Regions from separate parts of the Homo sapiens genome. Here all the other regions are linked to region 1. A link is an interaction called in ENCODE POLR2A ChIA-PET data of the cell type or tissue named here. Cell type or tissue: MCF 10A. All regions are shown on one strand. Links, peaks and the distances in the headings refer to the core of each region. The heading gives the core; the rest is flanking DNA. Region 1 overlaps USP32 (ubiquitin specific peptidase 32). Region 2 overlaps USP32 (ubiquitin specific peptidase 32). Region 3 overlaps USP32 (ubiquitin specific peptidase 32).

Evidence for each region. ChIA-PET counts read pairs that join two places held together with the same protein. Peaks named below come from ENCODE experiments on the same cell type or tissue, not always from the same donor. Only the 100,000 strongest peaks of a DNase experiment are listed, where the experiment ranks them.
Region 2: POLR2A ChIA-PET joins it to region 1 with 5 read pairs; 3 of 35 experiments call an interaction of 5 or more read pairs at or near these places.
Region 3: POLR2A ChIA-PET joins it to region 1 with 5 read pairs; 4 of 35 experiments call an interaction of 5 or more read pairs at or near these places.

Annotation. Positions count from the first base shown.
Region 1 is chr17:60,270,550-60,277,525 of GRCh38, reverse strand. USP32 (ubiquitin specific peptidase 32) reads left to right here. Exons shown (of 34, transcript NM_032582.4): 6 at 6,045-6,176. Among named protein-coding and RNA genes, the nearest start is that of USP32, 120 kb to the left of the region's middle. In MCF 10A, for the core only: no CTCF peak of the experiment used is centred there; a DNase peak (open chromatin) is centred at 4,255.
Region 2 is chr17:60,369,669-60,376,644 of GRCh38, reverse strand. All of the region lies in intron 1 of USP32 (ubiquitin specific peptidase 32), which reads left to right. Among named protein-coding and RNA genes, the nearest start is that of USP32, 19 kb to the left of the region's middle. In MCF 10A, for the core only: no CTCF peak of the experiment used is centred there; DNase peaks (open chromatin) are centred at 3,354 and 3,714.
Region 3 is chr17:60,355,052-60,362,027 of GRCh38, reverse strand. The region is part of intron 1 of USP32 (ubiquitin specific peptidase 32); the gene reads left to right. Among named protein-coding and RNA genes, the nearest start is that of USP32, 34 kb to the left of the region's middle. In MCF 10A, for the core only: no CTCF peak of the experiment used is centred there; a DNase peak (open chromatin) is centred at 4,287.

The DNA of each region.
Region 1 (6,976 bases), core at 1,274-6,273:
ATAAAGGACTTTGGTGATTCTTAGACCATGAACTGCCTAGTAAATCTGTGTGCCTCTCCTTCATTATCCTCTTATCCGTTAGTGATGCAAGGCTTACAGCCATTTTAAGTAGATCTCAGAAGGTCATTGCTCCTGAGAGGAGGTTGTTTTTCAAAAATGTTAAAGAAATGTGTTACTGTATGAAAATATTTGGATATGTGCCTGGCCTTTTTGATGAGGATTGACTTCTGGCATTAAAGAGTTGTTGTCTGCAGCTGGAGCCTTTGGTGAGGTGAGACCTGATTAGGATGGCCCAAAGTGCAGACCAAGAACTACTTAGAATGTTGGGAATATGGTATACTGCTGTTGTGACCCAGAAAAAATTATACCTATAGGTGGGTGATAAATTCATTCTTATTTAGCCAATAGACTAAGTTTTCATAGTGACTTATGCATTGCAAATAGAAAGAGTAACTACTGAAATTACTGCTTCAAACTTCTGTAAGTGAAAATAAGGTTAGTTAAACTCCCTCTTCCTAGTAATTTAGCTGCCAATTCATGTAAAATGTTTGGTAATTTTATATATATATATATATATATGTATATGTAATCTACTTTAGCTTGCTTTTGACAAATGTTTGATTGAGGAATGTGCAGTCTATATCCAGAAAATGAACAGATCACATACACTTAAACGTCAGCACTAAAGGATGTTTTTCACTGGTGACCATGACCAATCTGATCATTTTTTTCTTGTAAATATGTTTTACTTGTCTTTCCACATTTCTGCTTCAGCAAAGAAATTGTGTTTTTTAAGGAGATTGATTAACATAGTTTTCAAAGTAAAAAAAAGAATCACAGTTAATATGATTTTTCTGTGTTTCAATTTACTGTATTATGTAAACACCAATTAATCAGAAGTACTTATTGAACACCTATTATATTCTCAATACTGAGAAGTATAGAAATAAGAACAGTTTCTATCGTCAAGACTGCTATCTTCCTTTTGTTTCAGGGTTAGATTTTTTTGTATGCTGATCTACTACTTGGAAGAGTTTAGAACTTGAAAAAGCTAGTGTTTCTCTGGAGGAATGAAAGAGGCTTCTTTTTCTTTTTAGCATCATAAATGGAATAGACAGACATCTTATTTAGGAATCTCAATTTATATATCAGATTCCTTTGTTGTTCTCCCTATTGCTAAAATTTTAAAATACTCTCTCCTTTTAAATAAATTCAGTTATCTGGATATTTGAAGTAGATACTTCAGCATTAAAAAACGAAAACAGCATTCTTTAGTATGAGTTTTACATTTTTTATTTTATTACAAAAAAGTTGAAACAGGGTCTCACTATGTTGCCCAAGCTGGTCCTAAACCCCTAGACTTAAGCAATCCTCTTACCTCGGCTTCCCAAAGTTCTGGGATTATAGGTGTGAGCCACCACGCCCAGCCGTTATATATTTTAAAAATTAGATCCCATTCCAAAGTAATTGGACCTTTGCAAACATTGACCCATCAGGCGATTACAATCTAGTGAATTAGTTACTTAGTTTAAAAAGCAAAACTATATGACACAGTGTATATTCCTCTGTGAAAATTTTATCTTTATTGCTCCATACTTTTTTTTTTTTTTTAAATAGAGACAAGGTCTCTACTAAAAATACAAAAAATTAGCCAGGCATGGTGGCAGGTGCCTGTAATCCCAGCTACTCAGGAGGCTGAGGCAGGAGAATCGCTAGAACCTAGGAGGCAGACGTTACAGTGAGCTAAGATCACACCACTGCACTCCAGTCTGGGCAACAGAGTGAGATTCCGTCTTGGAAAAAAAATACATCAAATGCTTTGAAGGCCCTGGAAATTTAGGGAACTTTGTTCTTATCTTTCCAGGTAACTTAAGAGTTACTTTGCTAAACTGACCTAACAGGAAAAATAAATAAATAAATGAAAGTTACTAGATGCCAAGGTCATGTCTGGTACTAATTGTTATCTTTTATCACAGTTAGCATTATCCTGAAGAGGGGTGTGGGGGTATGTGTGTGTATGTATGTATAAAACAGCTCAACAAATAATTCTTTTTTGTTTGTTTGTTTTTGAGATGGAGTCTTGCTCTGTTGTCTAGGCTGGAGTGCAGTGGTGCAATCTCGGCTCACTGTAAACTCTGCCTCCCAGGTTCAAGCGATTCTTCTGCCTCAGCCTCCTGAGTAGCTGGGATTACAGGCACACGCCACCACACCTCACTAATTTTTGTATTTTTAGTAGAGATGGCGTTTCACCATGTTTCCTAGGCTGGTCTTGTACTCCTGACCTCAGGTGATCCGCCTGCCCTGGCCTCCCAAAGTGCTAGGATTACAGGCGTGAGCCACCGCGCCCGGCCAATACTTCTCATTTATTCATTAAACTTATTTATTGAGTGCTCAAAATGTGCCTGATATTATTCTGGTGTTAGACTGTAACAGGGAACAAAACATACCAGAAACTCAGCCCTCAAGCTTATGTTCTAATCAAGGGAGATGCTCAATAAACAAAACAAATGAATAAATTTTATATTAGAGTTGATAAGTATTATGGAGTAAAGTAGAGCAGGGAAGAGGGATAGAGGAGTATCTTTGAAGGTGGTGTGGTTTGGATGGTCTGAGAATGTGACATTTGAGTAAAGATCTGAAGGAGTTGTGGGTGTAAGCCATGCAGGATCATGGGGAAGTATTGAAAGGTTTTGAGGCAGAGAAGTAACATTGTTAGCCTTATTCTGTTTACATAGATACTTAACTGGTCTTCCTGCTGTCTGAAGAATGCCCTTTAATAGTCCTTTTGGTGTGGTTCTGCTAAAACACTTCATTTGTCAAAAAAAAAAATCTGTACTTTGAATTTATTTTTGAAGAATATTTTCACGTGATACAGAATTGGAGGTTGACAATTTTGTTTTCTTTTTCAGTACTTCTTCCCTGTTGCTTTCTGGGGTTTTTTTCTGGAGATAAATTATTATCTTAGTTCTTTTGTTTGTAATGTGTTTTTCCCCCATCTTGCTCCTTTTAAGATTTTTTTCTTCATCACCAGTTTGATTATGACTTGCCTTGTTAGGGTTTTGAGTTTTCTAACACAAGGTTCATTGAACTTCTGGATCTGTGGGAATATAGTTTTCATGAATTTTAGAAAGTTTTCAGCCATTATTTTTTGAGATATTTTTCTGCCTATCCCTTTCTGGGATCCCAATTGTATGTATGTTTGATATTATCTTATAGGTCACTAAGATTCTAATACGTTTTTAGCCTTTTTCCTCTTTATGCTATCATTTAGATAGTTTCTATTGCCTGTCCTTCAAGCTCACTAATCTTTCCTGTCTAGTTTATAATTGGCTGTTAAGTCCTCTAGGGAATTTTTTTAAATTTCAAATATTGTATTTTTCATCTTTAGTAGTTCCAGTTGATACTTCTTTATAGTTGCCATTTCTTTCCTTAGTATAGGCATGTTTTTCTTTAATTCCTGAGATACTTACAATAGACATTTTAAAGCTTTGCCTGTTAATTACATCATCTGTTATTTCTAGGTCTTTTTCTATTGACTAATTTTTTTTTTTTTTTTTTTTTTTTGAGACTGAGTCTCGCTCTGTTGCCCCCAGGCTGGAGTGCAGTGGCGCAATCTCGGCTCACTGCAGCCTCCACCTCCTAGGTTCAAGCGATTGTCCTGCCTCAGCCTCCGGAGTAGCTGGGACTACAGGCACCCGCCACCACGCCCAGCTAATTTTTGTATTTTTAGTAGCGATGGGGGTTTCACCATATTGGCCAGGCTGGTCTCGAACTCCTGACCTCAAGTGATCCACCCACCTTGGCCTCCCAAAGTGCTGGGATTACAGGCATGAGCCATCACATCCAGCCCTCTATTGACTAATTTTTAATCCTGATTTTGGGTCACATTTTTCTACTACTTTCATGTTTTCTTTGGATGATAGACATTGTGGATGTTACGTATCTGAGCATCTGGATTGTTGTCTCTCTTTAAAAAAGGAACTTGTGTTTTATTTTGATAGGCAGTTAAGTTACTTGTGGATCAGCACCATATTTTCCAGGATTGTTTGTAAGCTTTGTTGGGACAAGTTTAGAGTAGCCTTTACTCTAGAGTTAGTTTTTCTCTGTTTATTAAGTAGAGACCCTCTGGAGTTCACAAATGCTCCCAATGTCCAACAATGTGTTTCCACTTCAGCTGGTCACAACTCAGACATCTCCCAGCCCTGTATGAGCTCTAGGACTTTTTTAGCTTACAGTTTCCTAGCATCTGGGCTGGGTGCGGTGACTCATGCCTGTAAGTAATCCCCACACTTTCGGAGGCCGAGGCAGACAGATCACTTGAGGCCAGGAGTTTGAGACCAGCCTGGGTGATACGGCGAAACTCCATCTCTACTAAAAATACAAAAATTAGCCAGGCATGCTGGTGCATGCCTGCTATCCCAGCTACTTGGGAAGCTGAAACACAAGAATCTCTTGAACCCAGGTGGGTGGCAGAGGTTGCAGTGAGCCGAGATCACGCCACTGCACTCCAGCCTGGGCGACAGAGTGAGATTCTGTCTCAAACAACAACAAAACAAAACAAATTTCCCGGCATTTGTACATAGCCCAGCCTCATTGTATTCACTTCATGTATACACAGCTTACTATTCTGCCAAAACTCAGTAAGACACATGTGCAGATTTCTGGAGCCCTTTCTTGGCATAACTCTTTCCTCTCCAGTACTCTGTTTTGCAAATTTCAGCTACCTTACCTCCAACCTATCTTCTTAACTCAATGAAATCTCTCTGCTTACAGTACTCATCCCTTGTTTAGGTCTGGAAAGTGACTGTGGGGAAAAAATCCAGGGTAATGAAAGGGTTCACCTTATTTGTTTCCTCTCTCTCAAGGTTCACCGTTCTATGCTGCTTATTCTCTAATTTCTAGAAATAGTTTTATATATTTCATACAGTTTTCTAGTAATTTGTGGTAGGAGGTGAAGTCTGGTGCTAGTTACTCCATTATAGACAGAATTTGAAATTTCTAGATTTATATTTTAACAGGATCACTTTGGTTCCTGTGTTTAGTTGAGAATAAATGTCCTATGTACGCTTTGTAAATTTTACTTTAGTTCCTTGGAGGAAAAACAAACACAGATAAAATGGTTTAGAGCCTATTTGCGATTTTTGATGTATATTCTGAGGAATGAGGAGAGACAGGTGTTCATGCTTTCATGGCTTTGCTATTGCTATCACATAGGGACTCCTACTCCATCTTCTCTGTCAGTGCTGACTTTTTTCATTTATTCAATAAGTATTGAATGTGTAAGTCATTAATTGTATTGACAGGATGAATCAGACATAGGTCCTGCCATTATGATGTTTACAGTCTAGCCAGGAGAGAAGCTGTACATAGAAACTTTAAATCCAAGATAGAGATTGAAAATAAACAAAAATGGCTGAGCACAGTGGCTCACACCTATAATCCCAACACTTTGGGAAGCAGAGGTGAGAGGACTGCTTGAGACCAGGAGTTTGGGACCAGCCTGACCAACATAGCGAGACCCCATCTCTGCAAAAAGTTTTTAAAAAATTAGCTGGATGTGGTGGCGTACACATGTAGTCCTAGCTACTTGGGAGGCTGAGGTGGGAAGATGGCTTGAGCCCAGGAATTTGAGGCTGTAGGGAACTATGATCGTGTCACTGCACTCCAGCTTGGGAGTGACAGAGCAAAACCCTGTCTCTTAAAAAAAAAAAAAGAAGAAAAAAAATCAGTACAGGTAAAAGTGGTGTGGGAAACCCAAAAGAAATAGCTTAATTTTTATTTTAAATGTTGGATTTAACAGCCTACTTAAATGGGGAATTGTAGATTTCTTTTTTCTGTTTTAAAGCTTCATTTTGTTTATTTTGGTTTAATTTTCCTACCATTTTGGATATAATAAATTTCAGTTTTGTTTTTGGTCGTGATTATTTTTTAGCAATTGAATTGTGAAACTAAAATATATCTGTGGAAGATATATTATCAGGATGAACTGAACTCCTGAGAAGAGAATTCTGAGGTTTTATAATCTTTTTTGATTTGACCCTTAGTGGAGGAATCAGACATCATTGATCTTGAGAAACGCTATTGGTTATTGAAGGCTCAATCCCGGACTGGACGATTTGATTTAGAGACATTTGGCCCATTGGTTTCACCACCTATTCGTCCATCTCTAAGTGAAGGTAGGGATCATTCCATTTTCTACATATGTTCACTGGTAAACATACCTGAGCCCATCTCATATTTGTAACCAATACATTTTAACTCTAAGAAACCATCTTCTCATATGTTTGCAGGTTTAATGGAGTGGGGAAAAACAAATGGGAATTATTATTATAGTCTTGAGCCTGATATTCTACCTGTTATAACCTTGCATAAATCAGTTTAGCTCTCTGCACCCGAGCATGCTCATGTATAAAATGTGTTTGACCAAGGCAGTGGTTGTGATACTGTGTTCCAGTAAGGTGCATTAGTAGCTAGTGCCTGGAGTCATGTGGTGGCCACTGAATGGGCAGAGCTCCATGTTTCCACACATGACCTCGTCTCTTCCTCCAGTAGGGTGCCTCTACTTTTTTTCTTTTACATAAGAAGATTCCATTGCTGTATTCTCCCCTCCAAAAAAAGATGAAGAAACTATTGGACTAGACCATCTCCGAGGTGCTCTCTAGCTCTAAACTTAGTGCTGTTACTTTTTTTTTTTTTTTTTTTGAGGCAGAGTTTTGCTCTTGTTGCCCAGGCTGGAGTGCAGTGGCGCCATCTCGGCTCACTGCAACCTCTGCCTCCTGGGTTCAAGCGATTCTCCTATCTCAGCGCCCCAAGTAGCTGGGATTACAGGAATGTGCCACCATGCCCGGCTAATTTTGTGTTTTTAGTAGAGACAGGGTTTCTCCATATTGGTCAGGCTGGTCTTGAATCCCCGATCTCAGGTGATCTGCCCACCTCAGCCTCCCAAAGTGCTGGGATTACAGGCGTGAGCCACTGC
Region 2 (6,976 bases), core at 607-5,606, 100 kb before region 1:
GGCTAAGGCAGGAGAATTGCTTGAATCCGGGAGGCAGAGGTTGCAATGAGCCAAGATTGCCTCACTGCACTCTAGCCTGAGCGACAGAGTGAGACTCTGTCTCAAAAAAAAAAGAAAAGGAAAAAAAAAGAAAATTTCCCAAAATTCAAATGTCATTTCACTGCGTGGCTTTGTTTGATTATTAATACTTTAATACTGTGTTTAAAATTAATATTTATTATTTTTAAAAATCAGCTTCCTTAGGTCGAAGAAACATTAATGTTTAATATTAAGCTATTATTGTAGCTTAGTGTAGTTATAATAAGATACTGGAACTCATGGAAGGGGTTAGATTTTCTTCATCTTAGAAACCGTTACTTTTCATAAAATATATATTGTGCAATTATATATAAAATTATTTAATAATTAGATATACAAATAAAAAATCGGATTATAGTTGGGCTCAGTGGCTCGCATTTGTAATCTCAGCTCCTTGGGAAGCTTAGACTGGAGGATTTCTTGAGTCCAGAAATTTGAGGCTGTAGTGAGCCATGATTGTGCCACTGCATTCCAGCCTGGGCGACAGGAGTGAGACCCCGTCTCTAAAAACAAAAACTAAAAAAAATTAGATTATAATTGGCAAAAGATTGAGTGACAGTGAAAATGCAATGAATATTTTGACTACTATTTTTTGATTACACACATAGGAAGATACAAATTTTTCTGTCTTTCCAAATTAGTTTAGAAATTAAAGATTTGGCCGGGCATAGTGGCTCACCCCTGTAATCCGAGCACTTTGGGAGGCTGAGACAGGCAGATCACCTGAGGTCAAGAGTTTGAGACCACCCTGGCCAACATGGTGAAACCTCGTCTCTACTAAAAATACAATAAAAATTAGCTGGGCATGGTGGCATGCACCTGTAGTCCCAGCTACTTGGGGAGACTGAGGCAGGAGACTCACTTGAACCCAGGAGGCGGAGGTTGCAGTGAGCCAAGATCGTGCCACTGCACTCCAGCCTGAGCGACAGAGCGAGACTCCATCACAAAAACAAACAAACAAACAACAACAAAACACCAGAAAAAGGAAAAATAGTGTTAAGAGATAATTTAGTATGTATTGTTTGTACACTTCATGGGTGTGCATATATGACGTGTTTGGTTTTATAGTGAAAATTCTAACATTCTGCTGTATGGTTTATGGTGCATTGTAGACGTTCCTTTAAGTACTCAATGATAAAGATGAAAATTACTAAGATAGAGAGTAAATCTATATTATATGTAGTCATTTCTCAGTTTGCATAGTAGTATGGGACTGTAAAAATGACCATGCAAGCTGAGACTATTCAAAGGGATCATAGTAATCAGTGGAAAAGATTATGATTGTTCTGTGTGACCTTTAAAATTTTTTGTCAAAACATTAAAAACTCTCTCACAGTTGGTTATAGATATATAGGGTAAGAAGAAGCGTGGTATCCACAGAGAAGGAGGGAGCTTCATAAACAAAGACAAACAGGAATATCAACTACCAGCCACCAACAGCACTTTTGTAAAACTTATTTAAATATTACAAAAAACAATATACAAGATTACTAAGAGATTGGAAGATAAAGGGAGAAAATTTCACTAATGATCTCATCACCAAACACAGCTAATTATTTGCTGTTACTCTTTTTTCAAATTAGTGTTTAGTATTGTTTTAATCATAATGTACATAAAATTTTGTATCTTGCTTTTTCTGAGATGTCTGTTTCTGTCCATGTTATACATACCTATACAGTCATGTGCTGCATGATGATGTTTTGGTTAACGATGGACTGCATACACAACTGTGATCCCATAAGATAATAGTAGAGCTGAAAAATTCCTATTGCCTAGTGACATCGTAGCCATTTACTTGTTTTTGCTTTTTGCTTTTTTTATGTAGTCATTTACTATACTATACCTTTAATCATTATTTTAGAGTATACTCCTTCTATTTATTTAAATAAAAGTTGGCTGAACGTGGTGGCTCCCACCTGTAATCCCAGCATTTTGGGTGGGTTGCTTGAGCCCAGGAGTTTGAGACCAGCCTGGGCAACATGGTGAAAACCTGTCTCTACAAAAAATACAAAAATTAGGCACACGCCTGTGGTCCTAGCTACTCAGGAGGCTGGAGTGGGAGGATCACTTGAGCCTAGGAGGTTCAGGCTGGGGTGAGCCTTGATCACGCCAGTGCACTCTTCCAGCCTGGGAGACAGAGTAAGACTCTGTCTCAAAAAAAAAAAAACAAAACTTAACTGTAACAGCCTTAGGCAAGTCCTTCAGGAGGTATTTCAGAAGAAGGCATTATTGTCATAGAAGATGACAGCTCCATGTGTGTTATTGCCCTGAAGACTTTCCAGTGGGACAATACGTGAAGGTGGAAGACAGTGATATTGATGATCTTGATGCTGTGTAGGCCTAGGCTAAGGTGTGTGTTTATGTCTTTTTTCTTTTTTTTTTGGAGACAGAGTCTCACTCTGTCCCTGAGGCTAGAGTGCAGTGGTGTGATCTCTGCACACTGCAACCTCCGCCTCCCTGGTTCAAGCGATTCTCTTGCCTCAGCCTCCCAAATAGCTGGGATTACAGGTGCATGCCACCACACCCAGCTAATTTTTGTATTTTTAGTAGAGATGGGTTTTGCCATGTTGGCCAGGCTGGTCTTGAACTCCTGACCTCAGGTGATACGCCCACCTCGGCCTCCCAAAGTGTATGTCTTCATTTTTAGCAAGAAAGCTTAAAAAGGAAAATAAAACATGAATAGTAAAAACTTTTTAAATAAAGATATAAAGAAAAAATATTTTTGGACACTGTACAATGTGTTTTAAGGTAAGGGTTATTATAAGAGCCAACAAGTTAAATTTAAAAGTTTATGAAGTAAAAAAGTTACAGTAAGCTGGCTGGGCATGGTGGCTCACGCTTGTAACCCAACACTGTGGGAGGACGAGGCGGGTGGATCATTTGAGGCCAGGAGTTTGAGACCAGCCAGGCTAACATGGTGAAACCCTGTCTCTCCTAAAATATACAAAAATTAGCCGGTTGTGGTGGTGCACGCCTGTAATCCTAGCTACTCAGGAGGCTGAGGCTGAGGCACGAGAATTGCTTGAACCCAGGAGGTGCAGGTTGCAGTGAGCCAAGATCGTGCCACTGCACTCTAGCCTGGGTGTCAAAGCAAGACTTGGTCTCAAAAAAAAAAAAAAAAAATTACAGTAAGCTAAAATTAATTTATTATTGAAGAAAAAATTAGTAAATTTGGTGTAACCGAATTGCACAGTGTTTATAAAATCTACTGCAGTACTCCATGGTAATGTCCTAGGGCTAGGACTTCAACATTGACTCACCCCTAAGTCTCTCACTGACTCACCCAGAACAACTTCTCATCCTGCAAGCTCTATTCATGGTAAGTGCCCTATATAGGTGTACCTTTTTTAAAAAAAGATTTTTAGTTTTGTCTCGAGACAGGGTCTTGTTCAGTCACCCAGGGTAGATTGAAGTGGCGTGATCATGGCTTACTGTAGCCTCGAGCTCCTGGGCTCAAGAGATTGTCTCCCACTTTAGCCTCTAGCTATCCTCCCACCTTAGCCTATAGAGTAGCTGCGACTATGGGTGCATGCCACCATACCTGGCTGATTTTTTTGTTTTTTATGTTTTGTAGAGACCTCGCTATGTTAGCCAGGCTATTCTTGAACTCCTGGGCTCAAGTCTCCTGCCTTGGCCTCCCAGAGCTCTGAGATTACAGATGTGAGTCACCAAGCCCAGCCTAGGTGAACCATTTTTTTGTCTTTTTTTTTTTTTTTTTTTTAGACAGGGTCTCACTCTGTCACCCAGGCTGGAGTGGCATGATCATAGCTCACTGCAGCCTGGACCTCTTGGGCTCAAGGGCTCAAGTTATCCTCCTGCCTCAATGTCTTCAGTAGCTTGGAGGCACATGCCACCAAGCCTGGGAAATTTTTCTTTTTTTTTTTTTAATGTAGAGAACGGGGTCTTACTGTGTTACCCAGACTGGTCTCAAACCCCTGGCCTCAAGTGATTCTCCCACCTCAGTCTTCCAAAGTGCTGGGATTACAGGAGTGAGCCACCGTGCCTGGACTTTTTTTTTTTTTTATCTTTAAGGCTATATTTTTACTATACCTTTTCTATGTTTAGATATGTTTAGATACACAAATACTGTGTTACAGTTGCCTCCAATATTCAGTACAGTAATATGCTGTGTAGGTTTGTAGCCTAGGAGTAATAGGCCATCCCATATAGCCTAGGTGTGTAGTAGTCTATACCATCTAAGTTTGTGTAAGCACGCTGATGTCTGCACAATGATGAAATCACCTAACGATGCATTCCTGTCATTTGTGATGCATAACTGTAGTTTAAAGTGTTAATAGCTTGACCAGGATTTGTTAAATGACAACCAGCTCCTTAATTTTCCTTGGCATTTTCCTTCTCTTAGAGGAGACCACTTTGTATTCTTTTAGTTGATCTTTGGTATTTGGTATTGATTTTTCAGTTTCAGCATTATCTGTTGACTTCCCACTTCTGAGCATGAGAATTTAGTTGTCTCTCCCTTCCTTCCACCTTAGCCACTTCCCCTTCCCCTCTCCCTGTTACTTAATCCTACCGCAATAGTTATATGGTAATTTTAGATAACTGTTAAATGTTTACCTTATGAGCATATGCGTAGGATTCACAGCTGAAATTAGGTAGTAAGTTTTGATTACTTTTCTAGCACAATGTTTGTTTTCCTTGGAGCTGATGACTGATTTTATTTGTGTTTGCTTAGTATTCTAAGTATTTATCACTAATTCAACCCTGAACACTGTCACTTGCCTAAGTCTCCTTTCAAGACTATGAGTTGTTGGCAGTTTATTCTTCTAATGTCTCATGTGGCCTTTTTACTTACATGAAAGGAGCTTGCAGGACTGGTGCTTCATATTGTCAGTCTTTCAGTTTAGCCATCCTGATTGTTGGAAAGTAGTATCTCAATGTGGATTAATCTGCATTTCCTTGACTAAGTGATGTTGAACACCCTTTATATGTGCATGTTGGCCATTTATACATGTGTTTCATTTAATTTTTTTTTTTTTTGAGACAGAATCTTGCTCTGTTGCCCAGGCTGGAGTGCAGTAGTGCAGTCTTGGCTTATTGCAACCTCCACCTCCCAAGTTCAAGCGATTCTCCTGCCTCAGCTTCCTGAGTAGCTGGGATTATATAGGCGTGTGCCACCGCACCTGGCTGATTTTTGTATTTTTAGTAGAGACGGGGTTTCACCACATTGGCCAGGCTGGTCTTGAAATCCTGACCTCAGGTGATCCACCCGCCTTGGCCTCCCAAAGTGCTGGGATTATACGTGTGAGCCACTGCGCCCGGCCATTTAATTTTTTTTTTTTTTTTTTTTTTTTTAATTTTTAGAGACAGAGTCTTCCCCTGTTGCTCAGGCTGAAGTGCAGTGGTGCTCACTGCAGCCTTGGAACTCTTGGGCTCAAGCAATCCTCCTGCCTCTGCCTCTGGAACAGCTGGGACTATGAGTTCACACCACCATACCCAGCTAATTGTTTTTAATTAATTAATTTATTATTTTTATTTTTATTGTAGAGATGGGGGTCTCACTGTGTTGTCTAAGATAGTCTCAACCTCCTGGTCTCAAGCAATCTTCCAGCCTTGGCCTCTCAAAGTGCTGGGATTATAGGCATGAGCCACCATGCCTTGCTACTTTTAATTTTTTTAGAGATGGGATCTTGCTATGTTGCTCAGGCTGGTCCCAAACTCCTGGCCTCAAGAGACACTCTTGCCTCAGCCTCCCAGTTGCTGGGATTACAAGCATTGAGCCACCACAACTTGCTGCTCAAAATGTATTTTTTTCTCTTTTCTTCTTTTTTTTTTTTTTTTTTTGAGACAGTAGCATTTCACTCTGTCACTCAGGCTGGAGTATAGTGGTGTGATCACAACTCACTGTAGCCTCGACCTCTCGGGCTTAAGGGATCCTTCTACCTCAGCCTCCTCCTGAGTGGTTGGGTGGGCACCACCATGCCCAGCTAATTTTTTTTGTATTTTTTTTTGTAGAGGCAGGGTTTTGCCATGTTGCCCATGCTGGTCTTGAACTTCTGACCTCAAGTGATCCTCCCGCCTCGGCCTCCCAAAGTGTTGGGATTACAGGTGTGAGCCATTGCATCCAGCCTCAAATAATTTTTTGAAAGTGGAATCTGAGTGTTAATTTACTAAAACCCTTTCAGCATTTGGTATTATCATTTGCAAAAAATTCTTTGCTAATTGAGTAATCTAAAATGGTAGCTTGTTTTAATTGGTTTTTTTTGGATTGGTGTCAAAGTAGAACCTTTCCCATTTTTGGTAGTTGTATTTCTTCATTATTTTCATTGTCTTTTTGTCCTTTGTTGTTGTCATCATTTTAGTTCTTAAAGATGTGTTTGTTTAAACATTTAAAAAAATTCTTTTTATTTTTATAATTTTTTCTTTTACTTTTCTGGCTAGAGGCTGAGACAGGAGAATTGCTTGAACCCAGGAGGTGGAGGATGCAGTGAGCTGAGATGGGGCCATTGCAATCCAGCCTGGGCAACAAGAGTGAAACTCTGTCTCAAAAAAAAAAAAAATTATTTTGTAGGCTGTGCACGCTGGCTTACACCTGTAATCCCAGGAGTTTGGGAGGCCAAGGTGGGAGGATTACTTGAGGCAGGAGTTCGAGACTAGCCTAGGCAACATAGTGAGACCTTGTCTCTACAAAATCTTTTTTTTAATTAGCTGAGCATGGTAGCAAGTGCATGTAGTCCTAGCTGCTTGAGAGGCTGAGGCAGGAGAATCACTTGAGCCAGGGAGTTCAAGTCTGCAGTGAGTTATGATTACTGCACTCCAGCCTGGGTGACAGCAAGAACCTGTCTCTTAAAAAAAAATCATTGTGTAGAACTTAATAAGTACCTTGAATTTAATCAACTATTTCACTAATTTGCTGCAAGTATTTTCTCCAGTTAGTTTA
Region 3 (6,976 bases), core at 1,310-6,309, 84 kb before region 1:
GTGTATTGTGGTAAAGCCAAGAACAACTTTGTATGGACATAGTAGAAGGGAAGAGTGGATCCACTTTTAGTTTCCAGGCACATACCCACATATAGTAATACTGTTAACACTATATCTTTGTGTTAACATTGAGCATTGAGGCCAAATGGCATATATATATATACATGTATCTTTCTCTCTCCACACTGTTTTCTACTTTGAATTACAGATGGTCTGCTTGGGAATAGAAATGAGGACATAATAGCAGGGTGCCAGATTTATACCTTCTGAATGACAGGATAAGTGGATATTGATTTTTCTTCATTATTTAAACAGCTACCCTTAGATAGGCTATACAGGATAGGTTCTTCTATAATTTTTAAAAAGTTGAATTGTAGAAACTACTAAGCAATAGTGAACAAGAGGCTAGGAAAAGCACAATTGTGGGAATGTAAATTGGTAGAGCCACTTGGAAGGAAGTCTGGCAATGACCAAAAAACTGGGAATGACCCTAGTGCTCACTGGAGAAGCACTCTCTGTATGTATCTAAGGAGGCATGTATATGGTTTTTCATGACGGGTAACAGCCTAAATATGAACAGTAAGTGAATACCTGTATATTACTAATGTTATATAATGAAAAACTATACAGCACATAAGGAATGAACTAAATCTATATGTAGTAAGTTGCATTATAATATGTATTATATGCTAACCGCTGTAAGTTTCTGTGGGGGTACATCTTATAAAAGCATGGAAAAAGATCTGAAAGGAGACAAACCAAACTGATTATCTCTTGGGGAAGACTGAATGGGCACGGGAGGGATTAGGACTGAGGGGAGGAAGTAAGTAGGATTTTATGGTAGTGGTATGTTTAGCTTTATATATACCGGGTTTTTGTTGTTGTTGTTTGTTTGTTCTGAGGCAGAGTGTTGCTCTGTTGCCCAGGCTGGAGTGCAGTGGCATGTTCTCAGCTCACTTCAATCTCCGCCTCTCAGGTTCAAGCAATTTTCCTGCCTCAGTCTCCCCTGTAGCTGGAATTACAGGCATGTGCCACCACACCTGGCTAATTTTTGTATTTTTAGTAGAGATGGGGTTTCGCCATGTTGGCCAGGCTGGTCTCGAACTCCTGACTTCAAGCGATCTGCCTGCCTTGGCCTCCCAAAGTGCTGGGATTATAGGTGTGAGCCACCGCGCCCGGCCTACTTTATGTATACTGTTTGAATTTAGAAGAAGAATGCATTCACTTACTGCTTGTGTAATGAAAAACTAATTTAAAAAATTAATCCCAGCACAACAACCACATTTTTTTCACATTATCATCTACTTCTGCATGTATTTTGTATAGTTTTAGTTTTTGTTTGTTTGTTTTTTTGCGATGGAGTCTTACTCTGTTGCCCAGGCTGGAGTGCAGTGGTGCAATCTCAGCTCACTGCAACCTCTGCCTCCCTGCAACCTCCACCTCCAGGCTCAAGCAATTCTCCTGCCTCAGCCTCCCAAGTAACTGGGACTACAGGCATGTGCCACCACGCCTGGCTAACTTTTGTATTTTTAGTAGATACGGGGTTTCTCCATGTTTGCCAGGCTGGTCTCGAACTCCTGACTTCAGGTGATCCACCCACCTTGGCCTCCCAAAGTGCTGGGATTACAGGCATGAGCCACTGCGCCTGTAATACAAAATACAAATACAAAAATTTTTTGTATTTGTAAAAATACAAAAAATAATTTTTGTATTTTTAGTAGAGACGGGGTTTTGCCATGGTGGCCAGGCTGGTGTCAAACTCCTGACCTCAAGTCAGAAGGCCACCTCGCATCCCAAAGTGCTGGGATTACAGGTGTGAGCCACTGTGCCTGGCCAGGTTTAAGGATCTTTGTCTTACAGGGCCGGGCGCGGTGGCTCACGCTTGTAATCCCAGCACTTTAGGAGGCTGAGGCAGGTGGATCACGAGGTCAGGAGATCAAGACCATCCTGGCTAACATGGTGAAACCCCGTTTCTACTAAAAATACAAAAAAATTAGCCAGGTGTGGTGGTGGGCGCCTGTAGTCCCAGCTACTCGGGGGGCTGAGGCAGGAGAATGGTGTGAACCTGGGAGGTGGAGCTTGCTGTGAGCCGAGACTGCGCCACTGTACTCCAGCCTGGGCAACAAAGCAAGACTCCATCTCAAAAAAAAAAAAAAAATCTTTGTCTTACAAACATTGTCATGTTTCTATGAACTCTTTATTTATCTATTATTTTCAGAGACAAGGTCTCATTCTTTATGGAATGCTGGAGTATAGTGGTTCAATCATAGGTCACTGCAGTCTCCAATCCTGGGCTTAAGTGATCCTCCCACCTGAGTAGCTCCCAGCTCCTGAGTAGCTGGTACAGGTGCACACCACCATGCTAATATTTTTGCTTTTTGTAGAGACAGGGTCTCCCTGTGTGGCTCAAGCTGGTCTCAAACTCCTGGGCTCAAGTGATCCTCTCATCTCAGCCTCCCAAAGTTCTGGAATTACAGGTTTGAGCCACTGTGTCCTGCTTGAAAAAACATTTTTTCTGAGTTCTTACTGTGTGTCAGAAGTTGTTCTAGATGCTGAGGTTTAGTAATAAGCATAGGCCTTGGACAAGAGAATAGATAGCACATTTATTTGATCATTTAAAAAATTCTGTCTTTATCCAAAAATATCAATAATATTTAAGGTTCTTTGCTGGGTGTTGGGGATACATATAAATAAGGCAGTTTCTTTGTTCTTAAAGAGCAGAGGGGAGATATACAATTCAATAAACATACAATATAAGCTGTGTTATTTTAAAGTTAAAGCATTGAGAATTTGATATTGAATAAGTGATTATAAGGAAAGTTATTTTGTAGGAGGGACACCTAACATTTTAGGTGGTGGGGCATGGAAGCAATTAGAATAGGCTTCCAAAAAATAAAGGAGGGACATTAAGCCAAGCCTTGAAGGATGTTGGATTGTTCAGAGTATGATTGGAGCTCATAGGCAGAGGACACTGCAAGGACAGTAGCAGTGAACATAATGTGGTTAGGGAATGAGAAGTAGTTTGCAGCAGCTGGAACCTCTCGTGTGTCTCTACCTTCTGGTTCTAAGGTTTGCATTTTAAATTTTTATCAATTTATTGTGTGTTATAACATTTTAAATCTTTTTGGCCTAAGCCAGAGATTCTCAATCTTGGCAAGTGACATCCCTGTTGGCCCTGTAATCATAGACTAAGCTATATTTTCTTAGTTGTCAGTGGTGCCCCATGATGTAATATCAAAACCTTGCGAAGCACCGTCATCCTCAATATCCTGGTCTCATCTAGTTTCTCAAAATTAGATCTATGATAAACTCCTTCTGTAAGAATAATGTTCATTTTTTAATCTCATTTTTAGATGTTAAAAACTTACTTGACCTTCTGTTTTCCTAGTGGTCTTTTATATTCTTGAAGCACAGAGGACTATTACCTTTATTTTTATTTTTATTATGTTTTTTTGAGACAGAGTCTCCCTCTGTTACCCAGGCTGTAGTGCAGTGGCATGATCTCGGCTCACTGCAGCCTCTACCTACTGGGTTCAATGATTCTCCCACCTCAGCCTAGCAGGTAGCTGGGACTACAGGTACCCGCCACCACACCTGGCTAATTTTTGTATTTTTGGTAGAGATGGGGTTTTACCATGTTGGCCAGGCTGGCCTCGAACTCCTGACCTCAAGTGATCCACCTGCCTCAGCCTCCCAAAGTGCTGGGATTACAGGTGTGAGGTACCATGCCCAGCCTGGATTGTGTTCAAAAGTTCATCTGGAATTTAAAACTTATTTTTCCGTAGAAACAATGTTATAAGTGATGATTAGGTTCATAGGGTGGTGGCTTACAGAAAATTAAGTCATAGTATAGCTGAAATACTCTATATTTGCAATAAAAAAGTAGTAGAAACAATACTATGGGAATGCTAGATGAAGCAGACAATTAAATGGAAAAAGTCATTTAAAAATGTATCTAGGGCTGGGTGTGGTGGCTCACACCTGTAATCTCAGCACTTTAGGAGGTGGAGGCGGGTGGATCACCTGAGGTCAGGAGTTCGAGACCAGCCTGACCAACATGGTGAAAACCCCATCTCTACTAAAAATACAAAATTAGCTGGGTGTGGTGGCACATGCCTGTAATCCCAGTTACTTGGGATGCTGAGGCAGGAGAACTGCTTGAACCTGGGAGGTGGAAGTTGCAGTGAGTTGAGATTGCGCCATTGCACTCCAGCCTGGGCAACAAGAGTGAAACTCCGTCTCAAAAAAAAAAAAGTATCTAAATGCCAATGCTTGAGAATATGAATACTCTTCACTGCTGAGTCATCCAGTCCTTTCCAGAGATTAATTCAGCTTCAGCCTGAGAATGTTTAATGATATTAACTACTATTAATCACTTGGAAAGATAAAGGTACCCTTAGGACATTTTTGTCCTTTTGTATAAGGAATTGGGAGTTGTCAGCAAGAGATGTATGACTATGAATGTACTGATATATCTACATATATATATTTTTATTTTTATTTTTTAAGAGACAGGGTCTTGCTCTGTTGCTTGCTTGGTCTACATATCATATATATATTTATTTTTATTTTTAAGAGACAGGGTCTTGCTCTGTTGCCCAGGCTGGAGTGCAGGGGTTCAATCATAGCTCACTGCAGCCTCCAACTCCTGGGCTCAAGCAGTCCTCCTGCCTTGGCTTCCCGTGTAGCTGGAACCATAGGCGTGTATCACCATGCCTGCCTAATTATTATTTATTTTTTGTAGAGATGGGGTCTCCCTCTGTTGCCCAGGCTGGTCTTGAACTCCTGGTCTCAAGCTGTCCTCCCACCTGGACCACTCAGAGTTCTGGGATTAGAGGTGTGAGCCAGTGCCTGGCCTCTTCATTTGTTGTTCTTTCTGTTCCTCAGACTGGATAATCAAAATTGACTGTCTTCAAATTTTGCAATTGTTTTGTTTTTTTGAGATAAGGTCTTACTCTGTTGTCCCAGCTGGAGTGCAGTGATGCAATCATAGTTCACTGCAACCTCATACTTCTCAACTCCAGAATTGCTAATTGGTTTCTTTTTATAATATCCATCTCATCTCACTATTGATATTCTCCATTTGGTGAGACAGTGTTCTCATACTTGAAGTCATTAGGCATGTTTTTTTTTCTTCTTTGAACTTGTTTATAAATAGTTCATTAAAGTGTTTACCTAGTAAATCAAATGTCTGGACTTGCCTACAGACAGTTTCTATTTAATGCCCTTTTTCCTGTGTATGGGCTTCATTTTCTTACTTAAATGCTTTGCAATTTTTTGTTGAAAATGAGACATTTTAAGTACTGTAGTGTGGCAGCTCTGGAAATTGGATTCCCTACCTTAAGGTTTGTTACTGCTATTTGTTGTTGTTCCTGCTATTATTTATTTGCTTAGTGACTTTCTTGGTCTGATTTTATAAAGTGTGTATTCTTTTTTGTGTGTGCTTATTTAGCTTAGTGGTCAGCTAAGATTGGACAGAGACTTTTAAAAATGCCTTGAACCTATAAGTTCAGCCTTGGCGGAGGGGTTCTATACTACTCGGGTGTGTGTTCAAATGTTGTACAGTCAGTTTGCAACTCTGCTTTAGCCTTCACTTCCTGCTTGTGTGGAGGTTTAAGGTCAGCCAAAGTGAGAGATATGGGAATTTTGGGGCACATGCACAGCTCTCCATATGCAGGTGGCCTTTTGGATTTCCAGGAATATGTCAGAGCCTTTCAAAGCCCTTGTGGGCTTGCTGTTTTCCAGGTTTTCCTTTCATGTTTTTTGGTTAACCTCTTGTTAGCCCCATCTGCCACTGCTTTCTCAGGCAGCTGTGAAGTTATATAGTTGCCACTGATTGTTTTTGAAGAATGCCAGGGGAAAAAGTTTTATTTGTAGAGTGAACTCAAAGCCAGATCAAATAAAGACAAAGCTTGAGAATGGAACTTTTTAATGAGCTACCAGATAGGTCAAATATTGACACTTCTTTTGAGAAGCTCTAAACCCATTCTGCCTCCTTCAGTGGCTGTTTGACTGTTGGTTTTTACAGCTTAGGGAGATTTTTGGTTTTCAAAGCTATTGCATAGCTGGGGAGAAGGTGATGGGAATAGAACATGTTAAAACACCACAAATACTGCTTTTTTTTTTTTTTTTTTTTTTTTACAGAGGTTCAGCCATTCTTTTTTTTTTTTCTTTCTCTCTCTTTTTTTTTTTTTTTTGAGAGAGTGAGCTGTCACTCAGCCTGGAGTGCAGTGGCATGATCATGGCTGACTGCAGCCTTGACCTCCCAGGCGCTAGTGATCCTCCCACCTTAGTCTCCTGAGTAGTTGAGACTACAGGCGTGTGCCACCAATTTTTGTAGTTTTTGTAGAGACAGTGTTTGCCATGTTGCCCAGGCTGGTCTTAAACTCTTAGGCTCAAACAATTCATCTGCTTCAGTCACCCAAAGTGCTGGGATTGCCACCGCACTCAGCTCAGTCATTTTTCTGGAATAAAGCTCTTTGGATTATTGCAAGCATTTGGTTGATTTCTAGAGTTCTGAAAAAGTTGGATTTTGACAGTTTTTGATAGTGTTCTTGCTGCTTTTTTAGAAGAATGGATTTTCAGAGGTCTTTACCATTCCGGCAATCGGTCTCCTTACAGGTTTTTTTGGAGGGAAAATTTTTATATCCTAAAATACAAAAGTCATGTGTCCTTGCATTTTGACAAGATACAGAACATTTCTATCACCTATGAAAGTTGACTTGTTCCTCTTACCAGTAAATTTACCACATCCTCAGAGGCAATAACTGTTCTGACCTGTCATCATTGATGAGTTGTTCCTGTTCTAGAACTTGGGGAATCACAGAGTATCTGCTCTTTTTTTTAATCAGCCTTCTTTTACTTAGTATAATATCTGTGAGCATCATCCATGTTGTTGCATATATCAGCACTTTCGTTTTCTCCTTTTTATGCTGAAAAGTATTCTATAATAAGAATGTATCATAGTTTTATGTTT